Linked DNA regions of Homo sapiens: region 1 is linked to region 2. Evidence: chromatin loops called from intact Hi-C (ENCODE). Cell type or tissue: heart left ventricle. All regions are shown on one strand. Each heading gives the region's core, and the rest is flanking DNA. Links, peaks and the distances in the headings are about the cores only. Region 1 has its middle 280 kb from the start of LINC02667. Region 2 has its middle 53 kb from the start of LINC02667.

Region 1 (8,334 bases), core at 290-8,289, 230 kb after region 2:
TGCTGGAGAGCTCCGCTCTGTGGAAGTTCATGGAGAAGCAAGCAATAACAAAAGGGAATAAGAATGAGCCACAAAAATGCAGAAAAACTGAGAGAGGTGGTTGCAAAAATACCAAAAGCAAACATTTCAAGAAAGAGGGAGTGATAACCACTTTGCCTGCTGCCAATTGATCAAATCAGAAGAAAACCATTCAGCTGGCCTGGGCAAGTTGACAATGAAAGAACCATTTCAACGAGCTGTTGGGGAGGAATCTCTGGAGTGGCCAGGGAGCGGCTAGGCATGAGGAAGTGGAGAAAGCGAGCAGGAGCCACCTTTTGTGTTGTGCATTTTGTCTGGAGTCTCACAAGCACCAAAGAAAGATGTGCACAAAGAATCTGTGAGCCCCATTGGAACCATGAAACTGCTTGACCCTCTGCTTGTCCTTTGCAATGCATTCTCCATTCTGTACATTGAGAGAAGATGTCAAATATGATAACTGGAAAGTGGAACACCTGAAAATTAAAATTATGTGGAATTTGGGGCCAGTTCCTTGCTTACTAAACATCTCCTTTTTTTGTAGATTAACTGAATTCAACTCTCCAAATCACACAGCAGCTGTAGCCTGAGATGTGGCTTTCTAAAACAAACATCCCAAGGTCCCAAGAAACTGTTTTTTTCTAAATGTCTGAAGCCTAAAAACAAATACAGAATCATTACAAAACTTGTTTTTGATTAGAAAAGTAATATACGTTAAGTAATTAATCAAGAATCAAGAAAGACAAAAATAGAAAGTCAACCTATAATCTATTTTTCATTAGCCACTTTGTCTCATTTTCCAGAAGCAACTACTGTCAACAGTTCATTTTGTACCTATAAGCATATCCTTTAGTTTTTATACAAATAAGATAATATTAAACACACTGCGTTTTAGTTTGCTTTCACTAAACAAATACTGCAAATATCATTCCATGTCATCACATGGAGATCTGCCTCAACCTTTCTGATGGCCTTTCATTTTCTGATTTATGTATATATTATATTTTATTTAAACAGTCCCTGATCAATTTCATTTTGTTCCTTTACTTGAATGTTTTCCCTTCTAACAAACCATTCTTCAGTGAACATATCTCTTGGTGTTTTTGTAAACCTATCTATAGGTTAAGTTCTTTGCAATGGACATGTTTCTCAAATCTTGACAGATATTGCCAAATTGCCTTCAAAACCATTTTTCCAGTTTATATTTTCACCTATAGAGTATAAGAGCACCGCTGTTTCCTCATCCTTGCCCACATGTATATGGTCAATTACATTCATGGCCTCAATTTGTTCCCTTCCCTGGGCCACGTCCTTGGTTAGGTGACTTTGCAGAGTCCCTCCTTCTACTGGTTGAGGTTTCACTGCAGACTTGCTTCGGCATACTGGGGCAAGCCTTCAACAGCAATGAACCCAGCACGGTCCCTCCGGGCGGGAGAGCCCCAGGCCCCTGCACATGCTGCTGATGGAGCAGGATCCAGGTAGACACCCTGGGACAATCAGAGAGACCTGCTGAGTTCCCCTCAGGTCCCATTCTGCTGGCAACTGACATTTCCGCCAGGTGGTCCCCTGTCCTAAGTGGAGTCCCCAGGCCTGGAACTCTCCTGCTTTCCTTTGGCCACCTGCCGAAAACCAGACCCCAGCCACCTGCTTATTCTCCCCACTTAAATGGACTCGCTGTCCAGCACCTTTGCTCTGCCTCTTAGAGCAGCATCAGGCAGATGGCAGAGACAGCCAGGAGCCCATGGTCACGGCTCATCCGATGGAAACATGGGTTCTAGCTTGGGACTACGGCTCCCTTTTGGCCTCCCTCCCGTTTCTCCAGGCCATATTTCAGAGGAGAGCAGAGCCTGAGGAGCCAGCACCTCCTCCCTGTCCCTCCCCTGCCCACTCCTGCATCTGCTTTCCTTCTACCTGCTCCGCACCCTCCCTGGGCCCTTAGCTGGACTTGGATGCCAGCCAGAGTTTGGATGTCTGGCACCCCGGGCTGGGAGGAGGGGGAGGCCAGGGAGCACCTAGGGCCTATAATTTCAGCAGGCACTCACTCCCAACCTCCTTAAATTTTGCAACCTAGGCACCTCACTGCCTGCACCCTAGTCCTGACCTTGCTGATGTGCAAAATGTATTTTTAAACGTCCTCCACTTTTCCGTGTTTCTCTGAAACCCTCTGATGCCCACAGAAGTTTTCTTGTCATTCGCCGCAATCGTAGATGCACCGAGACCAGCCTTTCGAAACAGGAGCAAGGACTGTCTGTGCAAAAATATTTTACCCTCAGTACCAAACATAGCTAACTGCAAATTAGTTACGAAAGGGAGAAAACCCTGAAATTATTTTCTGCGTTTAGTAACTCAAAAACAGTAATAAGAAAACTCCCCCTACAGACGCTTTGTGGTTACTGCAAAGTAAACAGATAAATGTCCTGCAAAATATTTGCTCATCTATCAAGACCATCTAGTGTTTTCATTCGACTTCTTAAAAACAAAGCCCCTTCATTATGGCATCCAGCAACTCCGTTTCCCTGGGGAGATGAATAAGGCAGCAGAAGCACCTCTCCCTTCCCCAGTCCCTCTGGCCACGGCTGCCGAATTCAACAGCAACGCTAAAGGGGCTTTTTTTTTTGCAAAGAGCTGAAAATTATCCAGTACATTTTTATTCTCATTCTCATAAATTCACTAAGTAGAAGAACAAATTTTAATAGGGAAATATTTGATTCCTCCCAACTTGAAGATGAGGAGTGAAACACTGTGAAATGCCACATAAAAATCAGGTGTCGCCAAGTCCTCGTCGACCTTGGGAACCAACACATAATCGATAAACAAGTAAAAGGACCATCGCTTGGCTGGAATCCAAAACCGAACTTCTTACCTCTCTTTTTCCCAGAGCTGCTCTACTCTTGTCATCACCTTAAAATTCTGACACCAGCTTGTGTTTTAAGCAATGGTTGTTTAAATATTAGGTTCCAAATTAGAAGAAAAGCCTGCCAGAAAATAACTTCAAATTAAATAAAATGATGTTTTATGGGAATCCCTCCCAGCCTTGCCCAGGTAAGAAATGCACCCTCTCCACTGTTGTCCTGGGAACCATACATGAATTCAGCTGTCTGGTTATGGCTCTGGGTAGAACAGGAAGTCCATGCTGTGGCTATCCCACGGGGTATAGGAGGTGGGTGGAGGGGTAACCTCCCCATCACAAAAGAGTATTGTTTCCTTCTGGTATGCTTGTTACTTTACAATTACGTATATTATGAGCCCGAAGGTTGAAAGAGCTCTTGCTTTTTGTTAACGTGTTCTCAAACCACTAATTATTTCCTCCTGTCTTGAGGTGCTAAATACATAAACACATGGAGCCCTCAGCTTAAAAAATTAGGGCTTGGCTTTTCTTCCAGATGAATCAGCGTGAAGGATGATTCCTTCAGTCTCCATCCTACACACACTATGACCACACGCTAAACCATGCAGCAGAGAGAACAGAACCCCGCCGGGCTGGGCTGCCAGGTTGCTAGTGTCAGAAGTTCTGAGCACACACCGAGGCCGCGTGGAGACCCGCTCTCTCCTTAGAGTAGTTCACGGGGAGTGTATTAATCTGTTCTCATGCAGCTAATGAAGATATACTTGAGACTGAGTAATTTATAAAGGAAAGAGGTTTAATTGACTCACAGTTCAGCAGGGCTACGGAAGCCTCAGGAAACTTACAATCATGGCAGAGGGAAAGCAAACACGTCCCTCTTCATACGGCAGCAGGAGGCAAAAGTGCCCAGCGAAGTGGGGGATGAGCTCCTTATAAAACCATCAGATCTCGTGAGAACTCATTCACTATCCTGAGAACAGGATGGGGGAAACGGCCATCATGATTCGATTATCTTCACCTGGTCTCTCCCATGACCTGTGGGGATGATGGGAACTACAATTCAAGATGAGATTTGGGTGGGGACACAGGCAAACAATATCAAGGAATTTGAGCGAGGTCCCTTCCAGCACCTTTGAATTGACAGTGTTTGAGCACCTGCTGCCTAGTCTTAAAGTGTGAATTTGGCCACATGACAACACATTTTGATAAATAAAAACACGGGCTTCATAAATCTTGTATGGACATGAGACATGTAAAAATATTTTTTCCATTTGGTTAAATGAACATTTTCATCTGCAGAGAGAGGCTTTATAAATTCTAAAGCTCAGTAGCCATGTGGCCTAAATTACATTAATGTTTAAGTTATTCAATAGCAAATGTCTACACTTCACAGTTAATTTCGGGATGTCCCCAGAATCTGTCCTATCTTCTCTGTGATGTAGGCAAGGTGAGATTAAGCTGGCTGACTTCGTTGAAGGAAAACAAGAAACCAGCCTCTGCCTCTCGGGTCCCTGAGTCAGGCCCTGGTTCCTGGACAGAGTGGGCGGGCCTTGGATGCTGATAATTGAAGGCGGCACCTCCGGAGGAGACGGTGACTCCTGCAAAGACGTCTGGTGGGAGTCCAGTCTTATAGAGAGGTGAGGGCCCTGCCAGCCCACGGCCCCAGGATGTCAGTCACTCAGCTGTTTCTCTTCTCAGACAGGCAGGGCCGGCGAGCTCTGGCCATTCCTGGGTTGGGTGGCTCAGAGAGCCAGTAGACATGTCACAGAAGCCAGGGCCCCCGGAGTGGCACCATCTGGCCCAAGGCTCATGTTAATACAGCCAGCACTAGCCACCCGGAACTGCAGGGGACACTCCAGCAGGGACACTCCTCTGGGCCTCTGAGTCAGAGCCACCTTCTTCAAGAAGATGCAGGCCTCCCCTCACCACTGACTCTTTGCTCTCCCTCCAGCAGGGGTGAGTCATGCTGTCACTTGCAGGTTCAGACTGGACAAAGTGGTGTGGGTGACTCACCTGGATGAAGACCAGGACATGGGGTGTCATTTCCTATTTATCTGTAATACAGATGAAAACCCAGGACGTGTCCAACGAGCACGGACAAGGACACTCATTACTAGCCGGTAGGGAAAAGCAAATTAAATAGGCAAATTCATAGAGACAGAAAGTAGAAAAGAGGTTGCCAGGGCCTGGGGGAGGGGGAACAAAGAGCACTTTCAATGATAGTTAATGTCTGGGAAGATGAGAAAGTTCTGAAAATAGGTAGGTGGTGATGGTTACATAACATTGTGAATGTACTTAATGCCACAGAATTATACACTTAAGGTGATTAACATGGAAAATTTTATGTTATGTATCTGTTATCACAATTATTTTTTTTAATCCCAGGGCAATGCGACATGGGAAAACTCATGAAAGTGGCCCACAGAGCCACTTTGTGGCTGGTCCCTCTCTCAGACCCCATCCCTGTGTCCTCAACTTCTTCATCTTTGCTGGTTTCATTCCCTCCCTCAAGCCCAGAAACAAACAGTTTCTCCTACAAAAAAGAGGAAAATTAAGTTCCTGTGGAAACTTCACCACCTGTTAAAAAGCTGAGGGAGGGCCTGGCCCTATTTGCCGTGCAAGTGTGTCCGCAGGACCTGCTTTTAGAACATGCCGATTCGCCCCGGAAATGCAGGTGTGGCCTTCTCCCACAGGTACAGGGACAGGCACTCATGGGCCCAGAGGCATCTGGGGCTAAAGGTTGTGTTTGTTTTTATTACATATTAGCCATTGTCATCCCCCTCGCGCCCCCTCAAAATAGACATCTGATTATCACCAATTTAAAACCAGCTTTTCCTCTCACTAAAAATTCAGTATGAAGCCATTGTAGTAGAATTCCTCTCACATTCCGAGGCTTGCAGAAGAGAAAAATATCAATAAAAATCATGTGAAACGTCCACAATAGATCAATTCAACCAAAGTGGCCAGATTCTATGCTATTAGTCTGTGCGAGGTTTATCTGGTTTTCCATGAAGCATTCCCTTTTCCTGAAGAACACAATCATGGCTATAAAGTCATTTATCGGGCACTGCTCAAGGCATCTCCAATCACACGTCATAGTTTATGAAATGCCGTGAAAGGCACAGTGAGGTGCTTTTCCAAATGGTAAAGGCCAATTTTATGCAATCACATCCCAAAGTACAGGCTACATTTTTCTTCCCTAAACTCCTTTAGCATATCTTTTTATTTGGCCATTATTCTCAGTAGTCATTACAGATCGTCTCAGTAAATTAACCTTTTCACATTGTAATCAGCCCAACAAGGATTAAAGGTCCTCGCATAGCACACAGGAAGGACAAATGGGAAGTGGGGCTCTCGGTCATACTCCAGCACGGCTCCAGCGGCTCTGTCCGCTGGCTTGCTCAGAAATGTGGGCCTGGTGGGTGTTGCTCCGCTCTTTGCTTGACAGGGTCTCTCAGCTGTGCAGTGACTCTCCAGCCTGGGCCAAGGGCAGGCTGCCTCTACATCAGAACATGACCTCCACATCAGTCCCCTGCCTCTTCCTCCCCTCATCCCCATCTCCCTTCCCACCCTTTTCTTCAGCCCATCACTCAGTCTTGATGCCTCTTCATGAAGTCTCCTCCACCTGCCACTCCTTCCCCTTGCTACTACAGCCACTCTCCGATCCCTTCTGCACTGCACCTTGAATGACCCTCCAGCGTGCCCCTGCTGACCCTGGCCTGCCATTTGCCACATTCCCTGCCTACTGGGTCATGGCTTCTTCTTCTTTTTTTTTTGAAATGGAGGAGTCTTACTCTGTCGTCCAGGCTGGAGTGCAGTGGCACGATCTCTGCTCACTGCAACTTCTACCTCCAGGGTTCAAGCGATTCTCTTGCCTCAGCCTCCCAAGTAGCTGGGACTACAGACATGCACCACCGTGCCTGGCTAATTTTTGTATTTTTAGTAGAGATGGGGTTTCACCATGTTGGCCAGGCTGACCTCAGGTGATCCTCCCACCTCAGCCTCCCAAAGTGCTGGGATTACAGGCGTGAGCCACCGCGGGTTGTGGCTTCTATTTACACTGGCTCCATGCCTCATGTCACCACACTCTCACTCCTCCCATACACGTGTTCCTCCAATGCCAGGTCTTCTATAGAACTCCAGGAACACCTGCAATCTCTTTGCCTTTATCTCTCCACTTTACCTACTCAAAACACTTTTTGTCCTCAGGTGCAGCCCTCTAGGTCTTTTGTTGTTTCCTGGCCCACCTGAAATGGCACCACTCCCAGAGGCTTCCCTGCAAGCAGCTGATGGTTGCTACCGCCCACCCCTGGCTCTCCCCGCCCGCACTCCCCAGAGGCCAGCCTTCAGAGTTGCAGATTCATACTGGGTCCTGTGCATTCTCAACTTTCCTTTTGTCTTTACAGGCACCACACACTAAAAAGAGAAAGTGAATACAAGCCCAAAACACATTTTCTTCTTCAGTTAAAACTCAAGCAAACGAATTCAGGCAAGTAATCCTTACAGGTGTCACCTTCCCGCGTCTCCACAGGAAGAGGATTGGGTGTCCCATTAGAGTGTAGGTGGAAGCCCTGCTCCATTCACATTCCACTGGATCCTGAGACAAGTAAATCCTTACAGGTGTCAGGTTCCTGCATCTCCACAGGAAGAGGATTGGGTGTCCCAACAGGGTGTGGGTGGAAGCCCTGCTCCATTCACATTCCAGCGGGTCTTCCCTGAATGCTCCCTTCCCTGGCCCATGAAGGTTACTGTGGGTCACAGCATGTGAAGCTCAGACTTTGCATAAGAAATGAAATACTTTTATTTCTAGATCTTTCATCAGCTGAGTGAGTGAAAGCAAAGCCCTCATCATAGGCCCTTGATCCTAAATGAGCCAGAGTCACAAAAAAGGAGCCTCAGATTCTTGTGTGGCCATCAGCCCGCACAGAGGTCCCCAAACTCAACAGCACATGCCAGAGCCCAGGGAGGAGGATACAGCAGGAATGGCAGGAAAATGCATTGCCACATGCTAAGTGTAAAAAGTCATCCGTGTTGGAGGAAGGTAAAGTTTTCTGTGAGATGACGGAGGGCAGTTCTGGCTGAGGAGAGGACACAGCATCAGGTAACACCCAGCATGGAGCTCCTGCTCATGATGGGGAGACATTCAGCCAACTTCAGAGCATCCCATCAGCAGTCACTACTCATAGGACCCAGGTCAGGGTGCCATCCGCAGACTGCACGTTTTCAGGTGGCTGGGGCCCATCCACGAGCTTGCTAGCAGTTCCGACAGTTGAATCAGGGCTGCCTGTATGAGGCTGAGAGATGGGAAACATGTGCCCGACACCTTTCTTTTTCTATGGTGAGAGTCTTCCCTGCTGGGCAGTGAGGAGGAAAACATAAGCTTGTCCCCACAGAATTCTTCCTCGGTGGGATGACTCAGGATCTTTGTGGGAAATGCTCATAATTTTGAAATCCTGGCTTCTCCCTTCTATACT
Region 2 (8,334 bases), core at 257-8,256:
AGCAACCAGTGAGACTTCTCCAGGCTCTGTTGCTGGCAGATTGGACATTCAGGGGCAGCAGCAGTTAAACCACCCTTGGTAAGAAGAGCTCATGCTCTTGGGCCAGGGAGCCTCTGTCTCTCCCACGGTGGTCATTCCATCCACAGACCTGCCATGCCACCACTGGGGTGGCTCATGGCAGGTGCTGGCTGATGACAATTGGCCGCATCATCTGTGTTCTTTACCTGATGTAAAGTTTGTTGAATCCAGTTTGAGCAGGAATCCTGCTAAGTCAGTTTAGTGAAAATCCCCCACCCTTGGCGTCTGACCATCCAGGATATCTTGTCACCCTGGCCTGGCTTCAAGCAATAATTCTATCAAGTCAGTTTCGCCAGAACCCTCTGATCCCTAATATTTCCTCTTTGTAATTTTCCATTAATTCACTTGCCAACCTTGCTCTTTGGGTAGAAATTCCTGCTTGTCCTTGTTGCAGTCAAAGTTGAGTGCAGGCCGGGTGCGGTAGCTCACGCCTGTAATCCCAGCACTTTGGGAGGCTGAGGCAGGCAGATTGCTTGAGGTCAGGAGTTTGAAACCAGCCTGGCCAACATGATGAAATCCCATATCTACTAAAAATATAAAATTAGCCAGCTGTGGTGGTGGGTGCCTGTAATCCCGGCTACTCGAGAGGCTGAGGCAGGAGAATCACTTGAACCCAGGAGGTGGAGTTTGCAGTGAGCTGAGATGGCACCACTGTACTCCAGCCTGGGCAAGAGAGCAAGACACTGTCCACCCCCACCACAAAAAAAGACCTGAGTGGAGTCACTCATGCTCATGTGCTGCAAGACCTCCTTCCCATGGTCCTTGTACCCCTCAACATGGCCCCATGAATAAAGTTGGCCTTACCAATTGAACAAGTGTCTCAGTTAATTTTTTCTTCAACAGTGTCTGTGTCCAGATTTCCTCTTCTCCTCAGGACACCAGCCATATTGGATCCGGGCCCACCTTAATGTCCTCATTTTAATCTAATTATCCTTTGAAAGACCATATTTCCAAATGCAATCACACTTGGTGGTACTGGGCATTAGGACCTCAACACATGAATTTAGGGAGGACACAGTTCAGCTCACAACAGCCTAGAAGCCCCTTTGAGGTCCCATTGGTTTCTCTCCTGCCTTCTCTGCAGCGTTTTGGGGTTCAGATGCTCACTTCCCTTCCTCCATTTCTTCACCACCCATGTTGCCCCCCTTAATAGTCTGATGCCTGTCCTCCAGCTCCCAACCCACACGGAGCCACTCTCTTGCGGGGCAAGGCTTTGCAGACAGATCTGGGCACACATTTATTGGCATACAGTAGCAGTCAGCCAGCTGAGTTTTCTATGCCCCACTAGCAGAACTGGAATTAATGGACAGACCGTAGAAGGAGAAGGCAGATCTTGGCACAGAGAAGGGCAGAAGATGCTCAGCATTTTAATAAACCAGCAACATAATTAAGGAACACTCGGGAAGCCAGGCTCACCTCACCATCGAAGAGCCTCAGCAGGCCCTGGATCACTGCTTCTTGCTTGGAGAAACTAGACAAGCAATCTTAAAATTGGGTGAGGTGCTGAACTCAAGGGCCAGGAGGCAACTCCAGGCCCCCATGACCTCCTGCCTTTGTCCTTTTTGGTCGTCCATCTCCACTTCGTGCCAGATCCTGCACACCAGGGCTCTCTCTTCACCTACATGTTGGCTGCCTTGCAATTTCTGGGTCCACACTCAAGCCTAAGGCTCATTCAACCTCAATTCAAACTGGTTGCCTCCTCAGTCAAGGACAACCCTCCAGGCAGCCTCTGCTCCATCATCCTTGCTGCTGCCTGCCCTTGGAATGTTCCAGTTATCTTTGAATGAGAATAAAGAACAGAAGGGCTGGCCTAGGATGGCTCCCACCTCCAGCTTTCTCTTTCTAGCCTCTCCACCAACCGCCTACTCTGGGCTTACTTACATTCTCTGTGAATTTTTGAGATAATTTCCGAAATGGTTTTTCTCTCTCCAGTTTCTTATTCTATTACCAATCATGAATATTACTGATTAGAATTTCTAATTTTAATTAAAAAAGAAACTAATACGTGCACATGTAAAGAAGTTCAAACTATGCCATAGGGCATGTTAACTATGCCCAATTCTGCCCAGCCCTCTCCCAGACACAGCTCCTGCTCACCATTCCTTCTGCAACCTGCCTTCATTCCCTGCCAAAAACACTCCTGCTGAGATGTTAGCTTGTAACGAAGGCCCTTGAGGTCGATCTGGGGTGCCTTGGTTCATGGGCAGCGAGCGTTCCACCCAATTGTCTGCCTCTCTGGCTGCTGCATCCTTCCACCTCTTTGCAACAAGTGGAGGGGCGCAGTGTGTGTGGTGCCTGGCCTGGTCATCCTGTCCCACCTCTCCTCCCTCTGCTTGGACCCCCTTCATCTTGTGTTGCATCACTTTGTGCAAGGGGCTCTTGCTGTCCCCACTTGGTGCACGTGGCAGTGGCAGCTCTTCTATTCTGCTTCCAATGATGCCTCACACAATAAGTGCCCAGGAAATGCTTCCTGAACAAGTGAATGGATGTGTGGTACCTCCTCTATGTGTATAGCACCTGCCCCAGCGCGTTCACACCTCATCACCATCCCATCCAGTCCCCACTGACTCCTTCAGGTTATGGACAGGAAATGGAAGCTTGGGTCATGCACTTGACAGCTAGAGGGACCGGTGAGGATTCTGGTGTGGGCCTGCGCCCTGGTGTTGTGTGCAGGTGAGGAAGTGGGTCTCTTGCAGCGTTAGGATGCAAACTGCTCATGCCCCGTCGGTGGCCTGGCAGCTCCTGCTGGGAACTGAGTTGGATGGTATTTTGGGAAGAAAGAAGCAGGAGCTGGGGACCGAAGTCTTATCACCCACAGGTCACAGTGGAGCCATTCACTTCACTGAGTCCTGAAGCCAGCAGAGCATGTATGGAAGCTCGTGTGCTCTCTGGGACTCAGACCCTGTGGTCGCGGGACCTGGAAGGCTTTGAGTGCAAGAGCCCAAGGTGCGGAGCATTGGGAACTGGCATCCCCGTGGCAGGAAGCAGGAATGCAGGGACGAGGTGACAGCCAGGCAGATAGGTGTGAGGGGAGCCTGAAGGCCCAGGCTGTCAGACACCCACAGCGTCAGCCAGGCAGGTGGGCAGGGACAGCTTAGGGATTCTCTCTCCAGCCCTCAGCAGCAGGAGCTGGTGCTAGGAGGAAAGCCCAGGCAGGAGGCTGGCATTCATAGCAAGGCCGGGCAGATGCTTCCCATGCTGTGGCTTGTCTGCCCTCCACCACGCTTCCATGACACACAAAGTGGCATGAACAGCCCTGCAGAGCTGAAATCGTAGGAAAGGATGCCTTTGCCTGGGGAACACTCATATCGGGGCTAAAACAGGCAAAACTGGGGCACAGGGTAAACTGGCATGTTTCAGGAAACAGCTTTACAGGGCACCCGTGCAAAAATCAGGAGAGTTTTATCTCAACAATCTCAATAATCCCTTCATCTCTGCAGCGCTTTTCAGATTCCAGGCCTTTCCCTGAACGTCTCATTTGAGTTTGCAGGGCCCCGTGACTCACAGCAGGCAGGAGCCCGTGTTTCCTCCTGGGGGAGTCTCAGGGCCCAGCTTATGTAAAGGACAGGAAGCCACCTGTTCAAGGTCCCAAGGCAATGAAAGAAAGTGTCGGGGCTGGAACCCTGGCTCTTAGCTGCCACCTCAACAAAATACTCACTCACAAATATTACAGGGTTCCTGGCAAAAGAGGCCACTGGGGAGGGTGGTGAATGAGCTCAGAAGTCACTTTTATTTTCTACAGGTGGAAAGCTGTGGGTGATAGCTTTCTGCTTGTGGATTTTCTATGTATCTAATTTTATTCTCATGGTGCCTCAAGGTAGATCACTATAATTGAATAATAAAACAGAAGGAAACTCTATACCAGGCCAGCCACTAGGGGGCAGTTTGTATATGTTGTTTCTAATCCGGATCATAGCACTGCAATTGGGATGGAAATTACTCCCATTTAACAGGGGAGAAGACTGATACAGGCTTAAGTCAGTTGTCTCAACTCACATGACTTCACAAATGTCAGAGCTAGAATACAAACGGAGACCTCTTTAACCTCGATGTCTGAGGTCTTTCTGCCGTGGTGTACTGCTTCGTAAAAACTCTGATAAGTAACAAACTGAGTATGACTTTCAAATGACATCTTAATATCAACAAGCATAAAATGAGAGTTAGGAAAGGTGCTTCTGACGGGGAAAAAGATGCTAACTATTTTAAGAAATGATGTTCAAGCTTGCACTGGCATTCATTTTTGCTGTTTGAAAATTGCTAAAAGAAAGGCTTCCATCCCTCAAAATAATACAAATTGCTTTCATATTTAGTTAGGGATACAAAATAGTGTTGTGGTGGCAACCTTGGACTTTAACTCCACTTCAAGAAAGTAAAAGTGAACTTGTGAAGTTCAGCCAACTGCTTGACCTCTTTTTGTCTCAGTCTCCTCATCTGTAGCATGAAGAGAATTATAGTTCCCATCTCATAGGGCCATTGCAGCACTTCAGTAACATAGCACTTGCCATAATATTTGCATTATTAGCAAATGTTAGAAACAGTTTCCTATTTTTATTATGTAATTTCATATGCTAAAGAGTTTCTGCTTCAAATATCTGATAGTTAAGAATTTTGAAACCCTTTAAATAAAAGACACTACTTCAACCCTTAATTACCTTCCTTGAAATTTAGAAATTATTAGAAATATAATTAAAACATCTATTATTTAAAAATACTTTAAAACATGGTGGCAATCTGACAGCCCATGTATTGGAGAAACTAGAAAAGCAATCTTAAAATTGGGTGAGGTGCTGAACTCAAGGGCCAGGAGGCAACTCCCGGCCCCGGTGACCTCCTGCCTTTGTCCTGTTTGGCCTTCCATCTCCACTTCGTGCCAGATCCTGCACACCAGGGCTCTCTCTTCACCTACGTGTTGGCTGCCTTGCAATTTCTAAAACCAGCAAATGTTTTTTGTTCATCCCAAAACATTCTACAGTTTTAGAACTGGCATTCTAAAATTAAGAGCTTTTACTTATAAATGTAGGTTTCTGGTTTCTCCCGAAAGCTGGGAAATCCTAGAAACCTTGGGCCCACATTGCCACACTGCAACACCAGTGGGAAGGACCCTGGGCTTGGAGCATTTGGCCTCTGCCGTCCAGGGCCCAGAACCGCTTCCTCTCCCACCTCACATACCCGCTGGGCTGCATTAACCTTCCTACCCCTACATCTGCCTCTTTGGACATTTGAGTTTATGATCTCTGCACTAAAATAATTAAGCAGACTTTATTTTTAAATTGGCTTAATACAGCATAATAAAGTATATATTTGAACATAGTTTTTCATTATCAGACTGAGAACCTGTCACATCAATAATTAACTCAACTTGTACAGTGGTTTAACCCTTTGGCATCCACTGGGTGCACTACCTTGGTTTTTTTCAAGTTTGGAAGTCCTGCCTTTGGGATTCTAATTCCTTCCTGATATTCTGGAAAACAGCAGAACTAATGTCATTTGGGTGGAGTGAGAAGGGGCTGGTGCGATTGTTCCCGTGTCCCCTGATGTCTCCTTGCTCTCGCCTCTTTCCCTGACCCTGGCTTCTTCAGCAGCACCTTGGCAACCCTGTCCATCCCATAGAACATTCCAGATGGGTCGGTTTTCGTTTTGCTGTCCTTGAGGCTTACCAGCAGATTAGTTATGCTTTCCAAATTGCAGTGGGGAGCCGGTTCTTTACCACTGTTTATTCTTTCCCCACACTGTGCTCAGCCATTTTTATACAATCCTTGGGTTCTTACCTCTCCTCTGGCCATTGGGCTCCCTGACCTTCCAGGTACCTGGCATAGAGCAGAGCTCAGCAAAGATGGCTGAATAGAATGAACGAACAAGCGAACGATTTCCCTTTCAATGACCTTCGGGATGGGTGGACAAAGAGTAATATTAAAAATGATGTGGAAAATGATTTCTTTTCCCAGCAACCCAACTGGAACAAACAGGTTAATGCTCTTCATCTACTTGCAATTCTGTATTGTTTTACCAAACCATGATTGAAGGCTTTCTCTGGTCTGAATTTCTTGACTAGTCCTTGGATGAGGGTGAAGAGGAAGAAAGAAAGAGGAGGTGATGAAGAAATGGGCCCTGTCCTCAAGGAGCCCACCATCCAAGGAGGTGGGTATGGAGGGTGAGCACAGTCATGTCACTTAATGACGAGAACACATTCTGAGAACTGCATCATTAGCTGATTTTGCTCTTGTGCAAACACCACAGAGTGTATTTACACACACCTCCATGGCACAGCGTACTGCACATCTATGCTATATTGTAGAGCCTAGTGCTCCTAGGCTACCAATCTGTACTGCATGTTACCATACTGAACACTGCAGGCAAATGATGAGTATGTGTATGTGTCTAAACATAGAAAAGATACAGAAAATACACAGTATAAAAAATAAAAACTGGTGCACCTGCATAGGCGCTTACCATGAGTGTAGCTTGCAGAACTGGAAGTTGCTCTAGGTGAGTCAGTCAGTGAGTGGAGAGTGTGAATTGGTGAATGTGAAGGCTTAGGACATTACTGTATACTATTGTAGACTTTATAAGCACTCTTAAGCTACATTAAATATCTAAAAAACATATTTTTCTTCAAGAAGAAGTTAACCTTAACTTACTGTAACTTTTTACTTTATAAAAGTTTTAATATTTTTAACTTTTTGACATCTTTTAGTATTTTTAACTTTTAATATTGAATTTTTTAATATTTTTAACTTATTTTTTGTAATAATCCTTCGCTTAAAACACAAACACCTTGTACAGCTGTTCAAAAATGTTTTCTTTCTTTACATTCTTGAATAAGAATATAAGAATAAGAATATAAGCTTTTTTCTATTTTTGAAATTTATACTTTTTTTTGTTAACTTTTAAAGCTTTTTTGGTGAAAAAGCAAGACAAAAATACACACATTAGCCTAGACCTACGCAGGGTCAGAATCGTCAAGATGTCACTAGGTGAAAGGAATTTTTCAACTCCATTACAATCTTATGGGGCCACTCTCATACACATGGGCTGTAGTTGACAGAAACAGTGTTATGCAGTGCGTGATTGTATAGATCTATAATGCACAGGTGAGGGACGCAGCCCAGGAGTGTGCAGCACTAGGGCATCGTTCACTCTACTGGGGGCCATTCCGGGCCTTCCAACATCATGGCGAATGAGCTGCATCTTGAAGAATGGCCACCAGCTCGGCAAGTGACACTGGTTACACTGCTCTCATCTACCTGGGCAGGAGCAGGGCAGCATCAGAAAGGCAGTGAAAAAGCAGTTCTGGGAGAAAAGTCAGAGGCGGTGTTGTGGTCATTTTCCTAAAGCTGTGGTTTTCAAAAGAATGGGAGAAAATCATCATGAGGGTGATTGCCCCCTAACAAAGGACTCTTTTCCTTTTTCAGTTTGTGACAAGTGAGAATAAGAAGACTGTCTTTGCTTACCCTTTGAGCTCCAGAAAAACACGGAGGTAGCAGAAGAGAGGATGTGGTGGCAGTGGCCATGGACAGAGGAAGGAAGGCAGGAGGAGAGAACTCTCCTGCCCAGAGCTGGGCCAGGAAATCCATGGTTGATGGTCTCAAAGGGCATGCAGGGTCAGCCAGGCTGTCCTCCAAGTCGGTGGAGGGCAGTGCTCTGCCTGCACGTCTATTTCAGGCAGCCTAACCCTTTGGCACCTGGGATCCTAGGGCAGCATCCTCAGTAGACGTTGGGCTCATGGGCTTTCTGAGCCCTTCGCCAGCACCCCACTTCCCACTTCCCAGCAGTGTTTGTGCTGAAGCCCTGGATAATGATGGTCCTTAGGGTGGGAGAAAGGAAGGTCTACAGCCTCAGCCACCTTGGGCCCAGGTATGGCTCCTGGTGCTTTGGTGAGGAAAGGGGGGTGAGCCCTCCCTTCACAGGCTCCACTGGAAAGACCCACGTACTAAGAGACCTCTGCCACTGCCCTCCGGAGAAGCACTTGGCTGCGCTGGGAGGGTCAGAAGCTCACGTCCCCTGGGTTTGGGCATGAAATCCTGTGCAAAACTGCATGAAATGTTGGTCCCAATCGCAGGCCCGTGAGTTGTGGCCATCTTGGCAGAGCGTTCCAGGACCACGGCCAAGATGCTGTGTGCGGCCCCTGTGCTCTGAAAATCCCAACCTTTAAAATCCATTCTGAAGATGTGATTTAATTAAATGCTATGTGCTTGAAACTGGTTCAAATTAGTTTATCTATTTCTGATGGCTGTTTCCCATGTGAGTACATGTATT

Evidence for each region. Hi-C counts contacts between places; a loop is a spot of excess contacts. Peaks named below come from ENCODE experiments on the same cell type or tissue, not always from the same donor. Only the 100,000 strongest peaks of a DNase experiment are listed, where the experiment ranks them.
Region 1: it touches region 2 in a loop (2.6-fold over the local background); 42 of 110 quality-filtered maps call a loop at or near these places.

Annotation. Positions count from the first base shown.
Region 1 is chr10:128,626,016-128,634,349 of GRCh38, reverse strand. No RefSeq gene overlaps it. Among named protein-coding and RNA genes, the nearest start is that of LINC02667, 280 kb to the left of the region's middle. RefSeq lists an enhancer at 4,306-5,505 and a silencer at 7,767-7,964. In heart left ventricle, for the core only: a CTCF peak has its summit at 2,393; a DNase peak (open chromatin) is centred at 4,633; H3K27me3 peaks cover 860 bases.
Region 2 is chr10:128,855,605-128,863,938 of GRCh38, reverse strand. No RefSeq gene overlaps it. Among named protein-coding and RNA genes, the nearest start is that of LINC02667, 53 kb to the left of the region's middle. In heart left ventricle, for the core only: a CTCF peak has its summit at 3,950 (motif pointing right); no DNase peak of the experiment used is centred there.